Regions from separate parts of the Homo sapiens genome. Here regions 1 and 2 are each linked to region 3. Evidence: chromatin contacts called from ENCODE Hi-C or POLR2A ChIA-PET data. All regions are on one chromosome and are shown on one strand. The core of a region is the stretch at or near the end of the contact, and the rest is flanking DNA. Distances in the headings are between cores, read along the strand shown.

Evidence for each region. Hi-C counts contacts between places; a loop is a spot of excess contacts on that map. ChIA-PET counts read pairs that join two places held with the same protein, here RNA polymerase II (POLR2A). Pooled maps may share reads with other maps.
Region 1: a loop to region 3 is called in a map of naive thymus-derived CD4-positive, alpha-beta T cell, with 3 times the contacts of the local background. The contact joins two enhancer-like sites. A Hi-C loop is called at or near these places in 8 of 168 maps with a recorded cell type or tissue (B cell, GM12878, Right ventricle myocardium inferior and 5 more), 8 of 37 single-sample maps with no recorded cell type and 22 of 50 pooled maps. POLR2A ChIA-PET finds 5 or more read pairs at or near these places in 13 of 52 experiments (GM12878, H1, MCF 10A and 8 more).
Region 2: a pooled map shows a loop between it and region 3 (2.2-fold over the local background). The contact joins the promoter of SLC9C1 here to the enhancer-like site in region 3. A Hi-C loop is called at or near these places in 2 of 50 pooled maps. POLR2A ChIA-PET finds 5 or more read pairs at or near these places in 3 of 52 experiments (GM12878, H1 and T-cell).

The regions. Positions count from the first base shown.
Region 1 is chr3:112,389,665-112,392,768 of GRCh38, reverse strand. The region is part of intron 1 of LOC105374041 (a long non-coding RNA gene); the gene reads left to right. Among named protein-coding and RNA genes, the nearest start is that of CD200, 58 kb to the right of the region's middle. RefSeq lists enhancers at 1,008-1,117, 1,168-1,783. Within about 2 kb of position 1,433, at least 11 of the 41 ENCODE cell types and tissues checked have a DNase peak (open chromatin) inside an H3K27ac peak, as active enhancers do.
Region 2 is chr3:112,292,662-112,295,694 of GRCh38, reverse strand. SLC9C1 (solute carrier family 9 member C1) reads left to right here and starts at 1,479. Exons shown (of 29, transcript NM_183061.3): 1 at 1,479-1,602.
Region 3 is chr3:112,356,606-112,359,434 of GRCh38, reverse strand. All of the region lies in intron 5 of CD200 (CD200 molecule), which reads right to left. Among named protein-coding and RNA genes, the nearest start is that of CD200, 25 kb to the right of the region's middle. RefSeq lists an enhancer at 604-673. Within about 2 kb of position 1,399, at least 5 of the 41 ENCODE cell types and tissues checked have a DNase peak (open chromatin) inside an H3K27ac peak, as active enhancers do.

The DNA of each region.
Region 1 (3,104 bases), core at 184-2,683, 33 kb before region 3:
AGCAAGCCAATCTAAAAAAGCTACAAACTTTATGGTTCCAACTACGTAACATTCTGCAACAGGCACAACTATGAAGACAGTAAAAAGATCAGTGGTTGTCTGGGGTTAGGGAAGAAGAGGGAATGAATCAGCAGAGCACAGAGAACTTTCAGGGCAGTGATACTATTCTGCATAATACTGTAATGATGGCTACATGTTATGATACATTTGCAAAGCTTATAGAACGTGCAACACCAAGGGTGAACCCTAATGTATAGTATGAACTTTGGGTGACAATGATATGTCAATGTCATATGGAGTTTCATTATAACAAATATAGTGCTCTTACGTGGGATATTGCTAGTGGGGGAAGCTATGAGTATGTGGGGGCAGGGAGTATGTGGAAAATCAGTGTACCTTCTGCTCAGCTTTGCTATAAACCTAAAACTAAAAAATAAAATCTATTTTAAAACCTAAAAAACAAAATCTATTAAAAAATAGGATTAGACATTTGCGTAACCTGAAGTGCCTCTAAGAAATCTTAGAGTCATCTGAAAGAGTTTGGTACCCACCAAGTGAAACTGTCGTTCATTTCATAACTAATAATATCATTGAAAACCACAATACAATCAAAATAAATTGAAGACACACCTCTTGAGAAACTTTACTAAATCTTCGCAAACATATTCTTTCCATTCCTAAATGTAACCTTATGGGTCAACTATTATTTTTAAGTTAACCTTCTTTATCTATAAGAAGGCTTTTAAAACTCATTTACATATAAGGAAACAGATGTACAAAGAAGATCAGTGGGTTGCTCAAGGTCACAGAGCTAGTAAGAGAAGAGACAGCGTCAATCCTAGGCTCTTGCGTGACACCCTGGAACTCCCTTATCCTGATCTCTTTCTTTGGGCAAGACCTATGACACCCCGCATGAGGAAAAAGAACTAAGTACACTCAGTGAAGCTGTGCCTTTGGATGACTGCATTGTGAGCTTTCCAGAGACTGCCAGTTCCTCTGCCTTGGGTTCTGAAGGGCACCAGCCAGGCCTCTCCTGAGTAGGAGGCTAACACAAGTCTGGCTCTGTCCAGGAAGGTCCTCTGTGCCCCATGGGTGGACTAAAATGAAGAATGCTGAAGAAGCCACTGAAATGACAGGGAAGGTTCATATTTCAAGCAGAAAATACAGCAAATGTGAAAGCCTTGAGTTGGGAACAAGCAGATGCCTGTGGCCAGGCAGGAGAAGGAGCCCCCAGGAACCACCAGTGGCAGGGCAGAGGTGTACATAGTTTACATTTTATTCCACTGAAACATTTCCTCCTTATCATTTCTTTTCATTCCTGCGTATGTGTTGACCTCAACTCAGATGGAAGCCTTGCAGCTGAAGGCAGAAGAGGGGAGGAGGCCTTACATGGTACCACTGACTGTCAGGAAATGAGCATATTTGGTTAACAAGAGAGGGATGAGGAGAGAGAAACAATTGAGTTCTGTTTCCTGAGTGACAGAGCTAGCACCAGGCTCTGCTGAAGAAAGCACAAACAAAAGCTTTATTTGTTTCCCAGCAGCAGTGCCCACTAAGGCCTCTCCACAGAAAAGAGATCTGAAGAAGAAGCCAATGAGATTTATTTTTACCATACCGAGTATGTGTGTTGAAAGTGAGAGGCATCTGGGGGAGTTACTTTTTAGCTGCCTCTTACATAGCTTCCCAGCTAAGGAGTTTTGGCATCTACCTCCTTAGGAATTCCTACTTTATCCTTCATGCTTCAAGACTAAAGCTCTTGCAGTTCCCCGAACAATGTTATCCCTCTCTTCTACTCAGTCTCAATCTGTTTTGGCTCACGTTTTCAGATTCTTTATTTTTGACCTCAGCATTACTTTCATCAGAAAGATTTTTTGGCTCTGTCCCAGGGTGACATCAATTGGGCTTTTTTGGAAAAGATTCATAGAGGCTTTTGTGTGCAGAAAACAATACTTACAGTACTCTGTGTTGTCACTGACACTCATTCAACTACAATTATAAACGGAAAACTTTGCTTTTCTTAAGGTTTTAAACATAATTGAAAAACATTTGGTATTAATCTATAAATGTAAACATTTTTCAGTTAAATTAAGCACGGTTTGTCCTTGGTTATTGTTTGGTTGGCATATATATATATATATATATATATATATATATGTATGTATGTATTTCACGAACAAAATGTATATAAATCTTTAGGTACTATATATAAGCTTAAATTATTTCATATTTTAAATATACAGTTGACTCTTGAAAAAGGCAGATGTTAAGGACATTGTCTCCCTTCACAGTAAAAAATCTACATATAACTTGACTCTCCAGAAACTTAACTACTAATAGACTACTGCTGACTGGAAGAATTACTGATAATATAAACACTCAATTAACACATATTTTATATATTATGTGTATTATATACTGTATTCTTACAATAAAGTAAGATAGAGAAAAGAAATGTTATTAAGCTATTCCTAAGAGAAAATATATTTACTATTCATTAAGTGGATCATCATAAAGGTCTTCATCCTTGTCATCTTCACACTGAGTAGGTTGAGAAAGAGAGGAAAGAGGAAGGGTTGGTCTTGCTGTCTCAGGGGTGGCAGAACTGAAAGAGGTGGAAGAGGTGGAAGGAGGAGTGGCAGGCACAGTGGTGTAGCTTTACAGAAATACATGATTTCTGTCTGCCTTTTTTGCTTTTTCATTTCTCCAAAGATAATACCATACAGTACCAATCCTTCCACCATTTGCTTTAATTTCAGTTCTTGTATCATAGAAGACTCCATGTTGTACAAAAAGTCAGAAGCAGTGTTAAATAATTGTAACCCTTCTGCCAGATTGTCTAATGTCAATTTGTTTTCTGGCACTGCTTCTCCTATGTACTCTTCCTCACTATCTCACACTGGTTTGGAAGTCCTTATCTCCATCAAGTTTTCTTCTGTTAATTCTTCTGATGTGGTGCCTATGCGTTCTTGAACTTCTTCATGATTCATATCTTGAAACCTCTCATCCCTGCACCATTTTTGCCATATCCACAATCTCTTTCAAGATTCCTTTGACTGGTCCTGCCACAAATCCTGTGAAATCATGCACAACACCTGGACACAGTT
Region 2 (3,033 bases), core at 230-2,729, 64 kb after region 3:
TATATATATATATATATATATATATAAACTTAGCAAGACATATGTATATAAACAAATACATAATGTGGCAAATATTAGCTTTGCAACTTAATTAATTTTTAAATATATATCCACACATGAACCACAACCCACACACAGATATGTGGCATGTATTTCCAACAATGAGAATCCTTTTTTTTTTTTTTTGAAACGGTGTCTCACCCTGTCTCCCAGGCTGGAGTGCAGTGGCGCAATCTCGGCTCACTGCAACCTCCATCTCCCGGGTTCAAGTGATTCTCCTTTCTTAGCCTCCCGGAGCTAGGACTATAGGCGCCTGCCACCATGCCCGGCTAATTTTTGTATTTTTAGTAGAGACGGGGTTTCACCTTGTTGGTCAGGCTGGTCTCGAACTCCTGACCTCAGGTGATCCACCTGCCTCGGCCTCCCAAAGTGCTGGGATTACAGGCATGAGCCACTGCACCTGGCCGAGAATAGATTTTTTAAAGACCCAAGAAAAGGGGCAGCCCAGCAAGACAGAAAATTTCACCAGTAACTGCTCTACTTTAACCAAACACCACAGAAAAGTGTTCACCCACTCCCTGTACCCACATACCAGCAAAGACTGAGTAGGAAGCTTAAACTTCACCCATACCATACAAGATGCCAGAACCCTGCCTGTTTCCCCACCCCAACCAGAGCAGTATCAGAAAAGGCCTTGTGGGAGCTGGAACTTCCATAACAACCAGGCCATAAAGATGCACCCCATGCCTCAGTTGGAGACCATGTAGGGAGCCTGGACTTCTGCTCCAACCCAGCCAAACAAGTTGCCTCCTGCCTTCTTCATCAGGGTAGTATCAGAGGAGGCCAAATGAAGAGTTGGGAATTTTACCACCATTCACTTATAAACGTGTGGGTCGGGAGAAAGAGATGAAACACAGAGAACAAAACATTAAATACAATTTTAAATAACTTTAAGATATTTTATGAGAGTAGGAATGTGAAAAGTTGGCTCTATAGTAATAACTAAGTAATTTCAATTAAAATATTTTTTACATATTATGTTTAGAAAAAACAAATGAGTATATCATTATTCCTGAAAATTTCCTCACATATAACCCAGAGTGAAAGTTCACCTTGTCATCTTGATTTCATTCTCTTACATGCCCACAATATCCATTCACTTTTTCCCTAACCCAGCAACCTGCGTCCTCATATCTCTACCACACTATCTTATCCAGGAAACTTCCTTTTACTAGAATTCTGGGAAAGCAGTGTCCAACAGCTCTTTGTCAGAAATCCACTGTCCCAAAGTCTTAAATTAACACAATGGCGCAATTTCTGTAGGTTCATTTTCACCCCTTATTTGTTTATTTTTAAAAAATAAAACAAAGCCTTAAGCCGTCAAATGCCTGAGATATACAGGAGCAATGACGTTGCATTTCATCAGCCAATCAAGTAAGAGATGATGGGCCTGAAGCTAACCGGTGCAGACTAGGGGCGAGTTTGGAGCAAGTAACTGTCAGTGAGGTTGCAGTTGGTCTGGGCTGTTTGGCTGTGAGCGAAATAGCTGCCCCCCACTTCTCACTTGCACACCACGGGATACTCCTCCTGAGGCTCCGGATGGTGAGCTCTCCAGTCTCTAGTTTCCTTTTCTGGAAGTTGACCTTTCCTACTGGTACTTTCTCTCTCAGTCTCGCCTCCTAGATGAACAAAGGCTCCCACTGTTTTCCTGCTAGAGATTCAGCCACTCCCTCTTGGCGCTTCTGCCTTTCTTGTGGCAGACCATGGAACACTTTCCCAAAGATCAGCTAGCTTCTCGGTTTGAACTTCTACCCCTTAGCTGCTTCCCCTCCTCCATTATGCTTTTTACATCAACTCTTTGTGAACTATCCAGTGGCATGTGTTCCCTTTGCGTTACTGAAACTGAAAAGTCCAGCCCTAGGGGAAAGCTCACTGGTTCAGGGAATCGCCTCAGGTGTGTGGAGCTGATCTTGAGCTGGAGGAAGGGCTCATTCTGAGTGGAGGGGCATTAGGAGGGCAATAGCCCACCCACCTTCAGAGTCAGTAAGATGTCTGCGTTGTGTGGTAGGAGAGTTTACTAAGGAGACAATCCAGCCTCTGGTATCAATATAAAATAAACCATTAAGCATGAGCTTTGTAGCTGTGAAGATTACTGAGATCCCACAGTGCCCTCTTCAGGATGCTTTCTTCACCTAATTCTTGCAAAACGTTCCAATCTGAAGGAAGAAGACTGTTTCCATGTTCAGTAACATGGTAAATTAGTGTGACTTACGGTTCATGAGACAAAATTTCTCAATGCTGGCTGACTGACAAGGACAAATTCATGTCATTTTTGAGAGGGCAGTCATTAATTTCCTCCACACACAAAGAGAATTGAGATATTAGCTAACATGAGAGATATATATATATATATATATTTGAAATAGAGTCTCACTCTGTCACCCAAGCTGGAGTGCAGTGGCACAATCTAGGCTCACTGCAATCTCTGCCTCTTCAATTGATTCTCCTGTCTCAGCCTCCCAAGTAGTTGGGATTACAGGCATGTGCCACCACACCTGGCTAATTTTTTTTTTTTTTTTTTTGTATTTTTAGTAGAGACAGTTTCACTATTTTGGCCAGGCTAGTCTCGAACTCCTGATCTCAAGTGATCCACCCGCCTAGGCCTCCCAAAGTGCTGGGATTACAGGCGTGAGCCACTGTGCTCAGTCAACTAACTTATTGTTAAATTAATGCAGAGGACCTATGTGATAAACCAATATTTTTTTCTTTAATGGGATTTGGACTCACAGACTTTTACAAAGCTGTCAAAAGTCAGCTTAAGATGAAGAGTTCTAATTATATTGAAAACCTGTGGCCGGGCGTGGTGGCTCACGCCTGTAATCCCAGCACTTTGGGAGGCCGAGGCGGGCAGATCACAAGGTCAGGAGATCGAGACCATCCTGGCTAACACAGTGAAACCCCGTCTCTACTAAAAATACAAAAAATTAGCCGGGCGTGGTGGCTGGCGCCTGTAGTCCCAGCTACTCGGGAGGC
Region 3 (2,829 bases), core at 150-2,649:
TAAGTGCTGTTTTCCCTGAGTGGTGAGACTATGCATTTTGAACTATCAATTACCAATAACAGAATTTATAATTCTTATATGACCTAACTACTGACTGGAATCCAGAATAATAATCTAAATGATAGCATGGTTTCCTTTAAAGATCACTAGTATACATTTTTGTTGTTGTTGTTTGTCTGTTTTTTTTAAAAAAAGCTCTTAAATTAAGCCTGACTTTGAATGGTTGATTACTTGATTCTGCATCTGGTCTGAAGAAGTTTTTCCTTTCTCTAAAATAAAGTTTCTATATATCTTTCTCCCTCCATCGCCTCAAAGGCCATGCTTTACTCACAGCCCTTGCCAGAGCAAAACCTTTTAGGATTCTTCTAAACTCTAGAATACCTAAGGACTACCTGAAGTACCGGTTAATTTGCAAAAACACAGGACACTTGTAGAGAATGTGATTCTTTGTCTTTTTGTGTGGTTCAGGAATATACTTTCGTTTTGTTTCTCTCTTTCTTTCTCTCTCTTTCTTTCCTCTCACTTTTCTTTCTTTCTCTCTTTTGTTTCTTGTTGGATTGGGTAATCTATGAAGCAAGGTATGAGGGAACAAAAATAGTAAGATAAGTTTAAAACATATGGAATAGAGAGTGAAGAAGTTGTTTAGTGCAGAGAAGACAGAACAGCCAAGTTGTGGTAAGGACAGGAGAAACTAGATGCAAAACTCATGAATCAGTGCTGATGGGGAACCTAGGGCAGCTTTGGATCTACAAGCACCTTCAGGTAGCCGCTCTTCCTGACATGCGGCAGTTTAGTTTCCTGGAAATCCATTTATACACATCCTTACAGGAACTGCCCTCCCTCTACCCTTGACTCGCACTAGCTTCAGTGAGTAATTTTTCTTCCCATACTCCTACAAAAAAAATGTCTAAGCAAAACAGTTTCTCTTCTTCAAAAAGAGATACAACTGCACTAGCAGGAAATCAGTTTTCGGCATCACAAGTTCATCTAGGCATCACAAGTTCATTTCAGTATACGCACGTTTTTAGAATGCACATTTTCTGATTCTGTCTCCCCAGTGGGTCCCCACAAATTTCTCCCAAGACTGCTACTGAAATGACTTATATAGCAGGTCCTCCAACAACATCCTTTCATTCCACAACATGTTGTTATAATGTTGATGAGAAAAACAACAGATTCCCATCCAGGACCACTGTGTGGGAGTTAGCACATCCTCCCCAAGTCTGCATGGGTTTTCTCTGGATACTCTGGTTCCCCCCACATCCCAAACACGTACTGCATGTTATGTAAATTGGCATGTCCAAATGGTCCCAGTCTGAGTAACTGTGTGTGTGTGCGTGTGCGTGTGTGTGCGCGTGTGTGAATGCCCCCTGCTCTGGGATGACGTCCTGTCTGGTGTCAGTGTCTGCCTTGCATCCTGAGCTGCATAGGCTCTGGCCACCCATACCCTTGAACTGAAATCATTGAGTGAATAATTATCTCACTTGTTTTTGTTACTGTTTCTTAAATGTATGCATAACTCACATTTATTTCAATGTTTAATATTAGAAATGTTTTGGTCTTTATTAAAAGTTTGGTGATGTTTTTGTGACTAGAAATATGCCATAGGAACTTAAGTCTTGTTTCTATCATTTAGCCTGTGGTAAAATTGGTTCTGTTACATGCCGTTTTGCTTAAACTCGCAGTTTCCAAGAACCTATTGATGACATTAAGACTTACTGTATGAGTTCTTCTCCCTTCCAAATACGCATGCCCATGTGTCCAAACAGATTCAGATAACCTGAAATCTTCCTCAAAGCTGTCCTAACTGCTACAATTCCTGTTTGTCCCTCCATTTACCTCTCTAAACTCGTCCTTCCTTGAACATTTGTACAATTCATGAAAATATACTTCGATAAAACGAAAAAGGACCTTAGATTTAGTAATTACAAAAATGAACATCTGTTACAAACTTAGTCTGCCGCATTGGTGTGCTAGAGCTTTATTGGCTCACGCTGATGGTTAAATTGTTAGTAGCTTGAAATTTGCTATGGTGGGAACATTTACTTCACGGAAGTTGGCGACAGCTACAAATAAACACTCCGCCCCTCTCCTCCCAGGCCAGTGTTCCAGCGTATCATTCGTTTTAGGTACTTTTCTTTTTCTTTCTTTCTTTCTTTCTTTTTTTTTTTTTTTTGAGACAGTCTCGCTCTGTCCCCCAGGCTGGAGTGCAGTGGCGCGATCTCTGCTCACTGCAAGCTCCGCTTTCCGGGTTCACGCCATTCTCCTGCCTCAGCCTCCCGAGTAGCTGGGACTACAGGCGCCCACCATCACGCCCGGCTAATTTTTTATATTTTTAGTAGAGAGGGGGTTTCACGCTGTTAACCAGGATGGTCTCGATCTTCTGACCTCGTGATCCGCCCGCCTCGGCCTCCCAAAGTGCTGGGATTACAGGCGTGAGCCACCGCGCCCGGCCATTAGGCACTTTTCTAAGCACTTGTATGTATTCCCGTTTAAATCTTCACAACATTCTTATGAGATACAGTTACAATTATTATCCCCATCTTACTCAGTGAGGAAAAGGAGGCACAGGGAAGTTAAATGGCTTGTCCAAAGGTACTCAGCTAGTTTGTAAAGGACAGGATTTGATCAAAATCGCTAAGTAATTGTTCATTGTTGCAAATAAAAATGACTGACTAGAAAACAACCAATTTTATATGTCATTTGCAATCATCCTTGCTAAAATTAACAGTTGAAAACTTTAAACTCTTGAAGGAGAAATATTGTAGAAATAAATATCACATTCAGTTTCTTATTTCATGTGGCCTTGGTTAAGATGAAAAGAATTTC